Regions from separate parts of the Homo sapiens genome. Here region 2 is linked to region 1. Evidence: chromatin contacts called from ENCODE Hi-C or POLR2A ChIA-PET data. All regions are on one chromosome and are shown on one strand. The core of a region is the stretch at or near the end of the contact, and the rest is flanking DNA. Distances in the headings are between cores, read along the strand shown. Region 1 holds the start of ADGRG2 (adhesion G protein-coupled receptor G2). Region 2 has its middle 52 kb from the start of ADGRG2.

Region 1 (4,571 bases), core at 1,278-3,777:
TTCTGTATTTCCAACATTTCTTTTTTCTAGAAAAATACACACACCTGGAATCTGTGTTTTTTGGGCAAGATTTCTTCACAGACAAAATACTGATGCTGGCCCTGCCTTTCTTCAGTGTTTTTCAGTAGCTAAATATGCTCTATCCCCCTTTTAATGAAAGTCACCTTGCAGAGATGTGGGAGTGATAAAAGCAGAAGGGAATCCGATCCGGGCTGGCATCACGCTGAGGCCCTGTAAAAGAATACTCCTGAAAAGCTACAAAATTTGGCCACTTTTTGTTTTCCAGCTTTGCATTTGAGCTGTGAAAGCTGCCAAACCAAGCAATGTCCAGCTCATCTTAGATCTTAACTAAGCAAAATTTTATGAGATGCTAAATAGAGACTCCCCAATCCTTTGAAAATAACACACAACTTGTCAATAAACTTACAAAATTATTTCAATATCAAACTTAATTGTATTGTCTATCAATAATTAAGCTCCTAATAAACTGTTAACTGTTGATATTAATAAAGTAATAAATTTTGTCACACCATGCATGCCTGGGTATGCTCTTAGACTTATCTCTTCAGATAGCCAAAGAGGAGTTGAGAAAGATTGGAGATAACTGCAACATCTAGCTAGTCTTCCCTTAATAAACCTCTACTCTCCATCACCCACCATCTCAAACCCTGATCAAAAAATGGGTTCTCTTTCCACGTATGGTGACTATTAGGATCAGCTACATAATTTGTGGGACCCAGTGCAAAATGAAAAGGAGAGGCCCCTTGTTCAAAAATTAAGAATTTCAGCATTAAACCAAGTGCAGGATGCATGTCCATGAAGCCAGCCCTGCTATCAGATCATGTATTTGGCTAGAAAGTTGGTAAGAAAAGTAAAATATTTCGCTATTAAATGAGTAGTGAAGGAAATCAAATCATTTTACCCCAAAATATATTTCTTTGACATATTTTGAAATAGTTGACATATTTCTAAATATTGACGTATTTAGAAAGCCAGCCAGTAGAGCTAATGCAAAGCTGTCCTTGGTGCGGAAGATTTGCATTTGTAGAGAATCTGCACGGATGTAGCCAGGCTTTATCGAGGTCCTCCCTTGTCCAGATCTAAGAGAAATTAACTGAGGATCTGACCCCTTTAAAGGTCTGAAAGAAACATTTACTGTTTATTCTCTCTGAGGGCTGCCACCTGTGAGGTTTCATTGACATCTCCAGACCATTTTTGCTGGCCAAGCCTCCTCTTCTCCCCCTCTCACAACCTCTTTTACCACCATAACCTGTTTGGGGCCATGCGTTGAGACCCCTTTCTTTCTGTAACCTCAAGATAATCTACATGCTTCTGTACCCCATTGGGGGGCTGGGGGTAATCACTCTATTGTTCTCTCCCCGTGGACACATTAATACATTTGCATGCCTTTTCTCCAATCAATCTGTCTTTGTCAGTTAATTTTTCAAGCGAACCTTCAGGGGGCGAAGGGAAAGTTTCCCTTGGCCTTTATAGTAGCAAGTGTTTTTGCGTGCGTTTGGGGGTAGAGGTGGCAAAGAGGTATTAAAGCTATACATACTGTAAAGTCTTAGGACCTCGTCTCCCAATCTCCCACTTTTCCTAAGGTTTTCAGCCTGCTGGACAAAAAGTACTTCCGTAGGGCCTGCCGGATAAAGTGTGGTCCATGGAACAGCATCAGCAGCCACTGGGAGCTTCTTAGAAATGCAGACGCTCGGCCCCCACCCCAGACCTGCGGGATCAGAATCTCATTTTAACGGGATCCCTGGGGGATTATCGTGCACAGTACAGACTGTCACTGTCGAAGCAGCCACGGAAAACCTGTCCCCTGCTTCGTCTGGCTCTCGGGAGGTCAGCTCTCTTCTTCCCCCTCACTTTTTATCGGGTTTCGGAGCCTCGAAACTCGAGTCCCTGCCGAAATGCGCTCACTCCGAGACCACGAGCCCCCTCCTTCCCCGGCGTGCTCACCCCCTGGCTCCGGGCCGCCGCTCCGTCCCTCGGTGCCCGGGGCCACCTGTTCGGGGCCGCGCCGAGTGGTGCCGCCCCAAGCCGTCCGGGGCCCGGGCGCGTTCGCGCTCCGCCAGCACCGCCGCAGCCCGACCAGGCGCGCGGAGCCGGGCTCCCGGGAGTTGGCGTCTAGCACACCACCCGCGCGAGTCAGGCTCGTGGCTCAGTTTCCCGCGGGTTGGGGAAAGTACGGCTCCGTCCGAAGGTTTTGGAGACGCGCGTCTCCCCTTGGAGCCTCCTTTCCCACGGCGCGCGGGCTCCCCCAGTCGGGGAACTAGCCCCGGGGCTGGGAGCTACGCCTCCGCCTTTCAGGATGTTCCCGGGCCCCGGCTAGGAACAGCAGCCGGGCGGAAGGCGCGTTCGTCCCGCCGGCCCGCTGGCCCGCCGCCCTCCGGGGCTAGACGCTGCGCCCGAGCCTCCAGCGCCCGTGGCCGGCTGTGCGAGTCTGGGTCTCAGGACCCCAAGGGGCCAGACCCGTCCTGGCGCCGAGCGCTTACCTGCCGCTCGCGTCCTCGGGGCTGGCTGCTGGCGCCGTCCGGCCCGCCTTTTCCCCTCTCCGGGGCTGCGGCCCTCCTCCCCCCGCCCGCGGCCTCGGCGCCGCCCCCGCCGCTCCCGGCCCGCTCCGCCGCCAGCTCTCCAGCTGCCCAGCGCGGCGTGGCGCGTCGGGCGCTCGGCGGCGGCGAGGCTGGGCGCGGAGGTGGGGAGCGGGCGGGGCGCGGAGGGAGGAGGGGGAGCGGGCAGCGCGGCCGGCCGAAGCCGGGCTGGGAGCTCGGGGCAGGGGCAGGGGCCGGGGAGAAGCGGGGGCGGCGAGCTCGGCCGCCCACCCCACCGCAGCCGGGGGCCCCGCAGCGCTCCTGGGCTCCAGGCACTGCGGGACCCTCAGATGCCCGGCGTCCAGCCCAGCGAGCTCCTCCTTGGGGACCCCAACGGACCCCAACCTCCAGACTCAGCGGCTCACCTTTAGGGCTCGCCCCGGTACCCATATGCCCGTTTCAGTGTCGCACGCTGTAATGGGTGGGAGCCCCGAGGGCGCACTTCTACCAAGATATTCCTGAATCCGGAGATCAGATGTCAGACCACTTGAGAGGGGAATTTGGAGAGAGCAGTAAACGAGAAATGTCCCAGTAAAGGATTCAGTTCGATGGTTTTCCTGGTGAAGGACTGGAAATACACCGGGTTCCCAGAAACCGGGATCTCGGGCGCTCTGCCTGCTGGGGGTCGAGGTGGAGGGGGTATATAAAGTGAGTTGTCCCTGGTCCCCTCTACCTTTCTGTCTCAGCATCTCTCCTCCTGCATGGTCATAGAATAAAAACTAGATCTGGATAGGACTTACAGATCCCCTAAGCAATTTGTCAAAGTACCCTATTTTACAGATGGGAAAATGGAGGCTCAGTTCTACAATACGAATTAGTTGTAGAGACCAGGGAAAAAATAAGCGCTCTGAATTCCCTTTCCGGCTCATTTTACTGCCCCCCTCCCCCGCCGCCTTTATAGTCGAATAACACCTGTGTTTGCAAAATGCTTTGTCGTTTTAAAGGCATCGTTCTCTTTCGTTAAACCTGCGGGAGAATATACCATTTTTCCTTTACAACTAGAACAAAATTCTGGATTCTGAATTGCATTCACAGCCCTGGAGACGCGATGGTTATCAAGTGCAGATCTTTAAGGCATATCCTGGCTGACTCTGCCATTTTAGACACATGATGGGCGAGATGTATATTCTGCTTTGCAGGAGGGGTTGAATTTGTTTTGCAAACACCAGTTTATTAACACTCACAACATTCTAACTGAATAAATGAATGGACAGTCTTTTCAGAGAGACTTTTAACTGATTGGATTAAGGGAGAGTAGAGTCAGGAAGCTCATCCAGGTTACATAAATTAAAAGTTTTGATGAAGGGGAAAATGGTGTATTAAATAAACACACCCGGTATTACTCCAACGGGTTAAATTGGTTCCGTTTGAATGAACTTAACACGTATTTTTAACTTACATATAACTTTTGCATATTAACTTCTTTATTTTTGCTTTACATAGACCTCATACCTAAAGAATTTTCATACACCGCTAGTGGGAGTGTAAATTTTTACAAGCATTTTGGAAAACTCTTTGGCAGAATCTATTAAAGCTGAGAGTACAACTACCCTCTGACCAGCAATTCCCCTTCTGGATGTACACACAACCTCAATCAGTGTGTATGTTTACCAAAGGATATGAACTAGAATATCATACCAGTATATTTGCAATAGCCCAGATTGGAAATGACCCAGATGCCCACCAACAGAATGGATCGCAGACATTGTGATGGTATAGTCACAAAGCGGAATCCCAGACAGCAATGAGACTGCATGAACCACTGCTATGCTTAATATAGATGAACCTCTGAAACAATGTTGAGTGAAGAAGTCAGGCCCAAAAACACAGACACTATATGATTTTGTTTCTGTAAAGGATAAAACAGGCAAAACTAACCTATGCTGTTAGGATAGCGGTCACTGGAGAATAAGAAGGGCTTACAGGTAATGTCTGGCTTCTTGATCTGGGTACAGTTTAAACGGATCTATGAGC
Region 2 (4,571 bases), core at 913-3,412, 52 kb after region 1:
ATGTAAATCAAATAAGTTAGACTAGCAATGAGATAACTTGCTTCTTTCAAATTGACCATTTTGTAAAATCCCATTAAGAGCACTGGTGGAAATATAAATTGGTATATTATTATTTGGAGATGATTCTGGCAGTAGCTTTCCAAAGCTTTTAAACAGTGTTCACTCCTTTTGAAACAATAACTCCACTCTGGGAATCAAGCCTATGGACAGAATCAGAACTGTCAGACCAAGATTTATGAGCAAAAATGTTCAGGAAACTATTCTTCATGATAGAATTTTGAGAGAAGTCAGAATGTTAAATGATGGCAGGAGTTTTCAGAAAAGTATGATATATCCGTAAGACTATTATGAATCATCCAAATAATATTTAAGAAGTTGTTGTTCCTGTAGTCCCAGCCAGTCGGGAGGCTGAGACATGAGAATCCCTTGAACCCATGAGGCGGAGGCTGCAGTGAGCAGAGATCGAGCCATTGCATTCCAACCTGGGCAACAGAGTAAGATCCTGTCTCAAAAAAAAAAAAGAAGAAGAAGAAGTTGTTAAAATAAAGAAATGATGCATGGTGTATGTTAAGTAACTTTAAAAAAGAAACCAAAAAATGGAATGCCAAATTCTATACACTGGATATTGAATTGCATACACAGTATCATCTCAACTAAATTAATAGTGTCTGCCTTTGAGTAATGAGATTTTACAGTCTTTTTTCTGCTTCTGACTACTTTCTATACTTTCTCAATGTTCTGCATTGAGCACAGGTTATTTTTATAATCAGAAAAAAATTGAGGAGAAAAAAATGACTCTCAGCCATCGTCAGATCTTTAGTTCTAGCCCACTTTTTATTAATCAGGATTCTTGGCTGCAGAAACTGCTTCTGGCAATCTTGAGCAAAAGTTAATTTGTTGCAGGGATTTGGGAGACAAAAAAGAAGGCTTGGGGGAGCCTGATTAGCCCTGGACTGTTGCATAAATGACCTCTAACCAGTCTTCATTTTTTTTTTTTTGAAACGGTGTCTCGCTCTCTCGCCCAGGCTGGAGTGCAGTGGCACGGTCTCGGCTCAGTGCAAGCTCTGCCTCCGGGGTTCACGCCATTCTCCTGCCTCAGCCTCCCGAGTAGCTGGGACTACCGGTGCCCACCACCACACCCAGCTAATTTTTTTTTTTTTGTATTTTTAGTAGAGACGGGGTTTCACCGTGTTAGCCAGGATGGTCTCAATCTCCTGACCTCGTGATCCGCCTGCCTCGGCCTCCCAAAGTGCTGGGATTACAGGCGTGAGCCACCGCGACCTGCCCAGTCTTCATATTATATCACTCAGGCTTCCAAAACCGGGGAGAAAGCATCCCATGGTCCCCTAGCATAGGTCACCTGCTGGCATCAAGATGAGGAAGCTGGCTCATTAAAATCCACCAGAGGAGACAGACACCACCACCCTCCAAGACAAGACAGAGTGGGAGAAAGGTGAGCCCCCTCAAACTATTAGGGTGCTATTAGGAAGTGGGGAATGAGATCCTGTTGAAGTGAAATATGATGTCGCCACTGTTTATCTCTTCTGTGGGTCATTTTGCGTCTGAAGTGTCTTCTCCATCGTTTATTTCTTATCCATTTAAAAAATCTCCCTGAAAAGCAACATCCTTCCCTCTGCACCATTTCAACTTTCTCCCTCAGATTCACCAATCAAACCGACTGTCAGATTCAGGGGATGTTTCTCAGGCTTGATCTTTCTAAATATTCTAGTTTGGGATTCCTTAAAAGCAGAACCTGAGACAAGAATTTGACTGTAAGTCATTTATTTGGGAGGTGACCCCAGGAAACACTGGTAAAGGAGTGAAGAAATGAGAAGGAAGGGAAACGAAGTCAACACAGTGTGTTGTTAACAAGTTATCACGATGGGCAAGCGAGGCTTAATCCCGCGGGGAACCCTGGGAAATGGTGCAGAACACGTATCTCAGAGTTAGGTCACCCAAGGGGCAAGGGGGCTGGAGTAGTTCTACACCAGCTTCTGTCAAGAGTTGGTTGAGGGCTGCTTGGCGGAGGGGGGCATTCCCTGGCATTTCCAGCCTGTCATGCCCATGGACAGAGCAGGCTCTGGAAGCCAGAGAAAGAGAGTTGAAGCAATGCAACTTCTAGCAGTTGGAAGTCTGGCAGCACACACTGGTAAGGGCCGAGGGAATGTGGGTGGGGCACTGGCAGTATTTGCTTTACTAGACATTTCTGTGTGTGGTTTCACATCACTGATGACTCTTTCTGACTCGCTTCCTTTCCGTGGATACTAGAACACCCCACCCCACTTGTTTTCTGCCCTCTTCTCTTGCCACTTCTTCCCAGTCTTCTTCACAGATTCCTTGGTTGTTTCCCCCACATCCCTGCCAACTTAGATGTTGGTAATTAGCTATTGTCTTCTCATCCCACATACTTTCCTTGGCAACCTCAATCACATCTTTTGTCACCAAAGCCCATCTATAGCCCAGCTGGTCCACACTGAGATTTCTAGCCCTGCTCTCTTTCATGGAGTCTAGACCCAACAGCCTAATGAATGCCTCCACTTGGGTCTCCCGTGAGGCCCAACAGGTCTAAAACTTACCTCTCCAGATCTCTCTCCACCACTGAGGGCCCTCTCTCAAAATGGCAGCACTAGCCACCCAGGTTCCTAAGCCACAGACCCGGAGTCATCCTTCCTTCCCTCTCCCCTCTCCTTGCCCGTGATGTCTAATTGGCCACAATCCCTTTAAGGCAGACTACTGTTATGCACCATCTTTAATAAAGTCAAGGTGTAGAAGGTGCTCCTCGCTTTGTCCCCAACATTCTTTTTGCTCTTTTTGGGCTCAGCCCACTTCCTGAAACTTTGTTGACTTCATTCCTGCCCCCCTGGCTTGCAAAGACCTCAGTCTCCCTGGCTCACCTCAGAGTGTTTGCTACAGCCTCAGAGTTGCATTTATTCTCAGGATCCTTCCACTTTTGCTAGGATTCCAAATCATTTAGGGTCCAGTTCACTTGTAAGTTACACAAATCCAAAATAACTGGGCCTTAAATAAGATAGAAGTATATTCATTTCTTATGTTTAAAAAAAAAATGTCCAAAGGAAGTCAGTCCAGGGCTGGTGTGGTCCCCTGGAGGGACTCAGTTTCTGCTTCTAATGGGGAACCCAAACTTGGACAATAGAGTAAAAATACACTTGGGGCATTTGATTCAAAATAAGAATTCCCCTGAGCACAGTTCTCTGACAACTTGGGTAAATGTCAGGTGTCCATAAATCTGTGGAGGGCAGAAGCCCTTGGAAAGTTTTCTTTTTTCCTTTTTTTTTTTTGAGACAAAGTCTGTCTCTGTCACCCAGGCTGGACTGCAGTGGCGCAGTCTCGGCTCACTGCAACCTCCGCCTCCTGGGTTGAATTGATTCTCTTGCCTCAGCCTCCTGAGTAGCTGGGATTACAAGTGTGTGCCACCATGCCCGGCTATTTTTTTTTTAATTTATTTTTAGTAGACATGGGGTTTCACCATGTTGGTCAGGCTGGTCTCGAACCCTTGGCCTCACATAAACCCTAGGAAGGTTTTCAAGAAATTACTTGTCCTCCAGGTGGAACTATGACATGACGCTGCTGTGCAGCAGTCTAGAAGAAGCTAGAAGAAGCCTAGAAGAAGGTGGGAATCAGACAATGTGAGGCTGGAGGACTTTTTCCTCCTGGGGTTCCCTAGGACACTCCTGCCCACAGTACCTCCCACCACCATCTGTCTCCCAACTTCTCAGCATCTTTCTTCTCCTCCTCCCTTCAGGCCTACTCACGGTGGAGCCCAGCGACCAGCTCACAGGCTTCCCCACCATCTTACCCCACCCTGGCTCCTCAAGGTCCCAAACTCACCTACCACTGGAGGGAGGTGTCCCTGGGCAGCCAGAGCCCTAAGAATAATCTGGAAACACCTGAGGTGTTACGAGTTGAAACTAGCTTGTTGAGTTAACCCCTCCCAGGGGATATTTGCATCTTAACTGGGAACAATCATGAACCAGTGTTTTTTGACCACATGGCTCTTGAAGAAAGTGACAATTATCTGAACCCTAGGACACATAGATGAGGCCACTCGTGGCTCTAGGCTACTAGTGCAGGATTCTGGCCATTCAGAGCCCCACCCTCTGCCTTAGGTCCCACTGGTAGCTCCAAGGGCTGAGGGGGGGTCATTATCTCAGCCACACTTTTAACACGCCCACCCCCCCCCGCCCCACCCCCAGCACACTGGCAGGAAAACCACCTTCCATTGTTGAGGGAGGGATGTGTGAATAAGCTGCCCAGAGGGCCGAGGCAAGATTGAGAATTAGTGCCTTGAAACTGAAAAAATGTGCTTTTAAAACTTTTACTTGGGAAAATTTCCAGAACGGCACAAAAGTAGAGAAGGCAAGTAACCCCTTCATACCCACCATTCAGATTCAACAACAACTCATACATTGCTGTTCTTGTTTTTTTCAGGTATCCATCCCCCAACACAAATCTCAAAATGTCAGTTGTCATGTCATTTCACTGCAATAGGCATCTGAGGGAGGAAGGGAGAGAGGGAGAGAGGGAGGGAGGGAGGGAGGGAAGAAGGAAGG

The links. A loop is a pair of places that touch in the nucleus more often than their neighbours do. ChIA-PET counts read pairs that join two places held with the same protein, here RNA polymerase II (POLR2A). Pooled maps may share reads with other maps.
Region 2: a map of A673 shows a loop between it and region 1 (3-fold over the local background). The contact joins the enhancer-like site here to the promoter of ADGRG2 in region 1. A Hi-C loop is called at or near these places in 1 of 168 maps with a recorded cell type or tissue (A673) and 1 of 50 pooled maps. POLR2A ChIA-PET finds 5 or more read pairs at or near these places in 1 of 52 experiments (A673).

The regions. Positions count from the first base shown.
Region 1 is chrX:19,119,941-19,124,511 of GRCh38, forward strand. ADGRG2 (adhesion G protein-coupled receptor G2) reads right to left here and starts at 2,528. Exons shown (of 29, transcript NM_001079858.3): 1 at 2,502-2,528.
Region 2 is chrX:19,172,654-19,177,224 of GRCh38, forward strand. No RefSeq gene overlaps it. Among named protein-coding and RNA genes, the nearest start is that of ADGRG2, 52 kb to the left of the region's middle. Within about 2 kb of position 2,163, at least 2 of the 41 ENCODE cell types and tissues checked have a DNase peak (open chromatin) inside an H3K27ac peak, as active enhancers do; they include A673, where a contact is called at or near this core.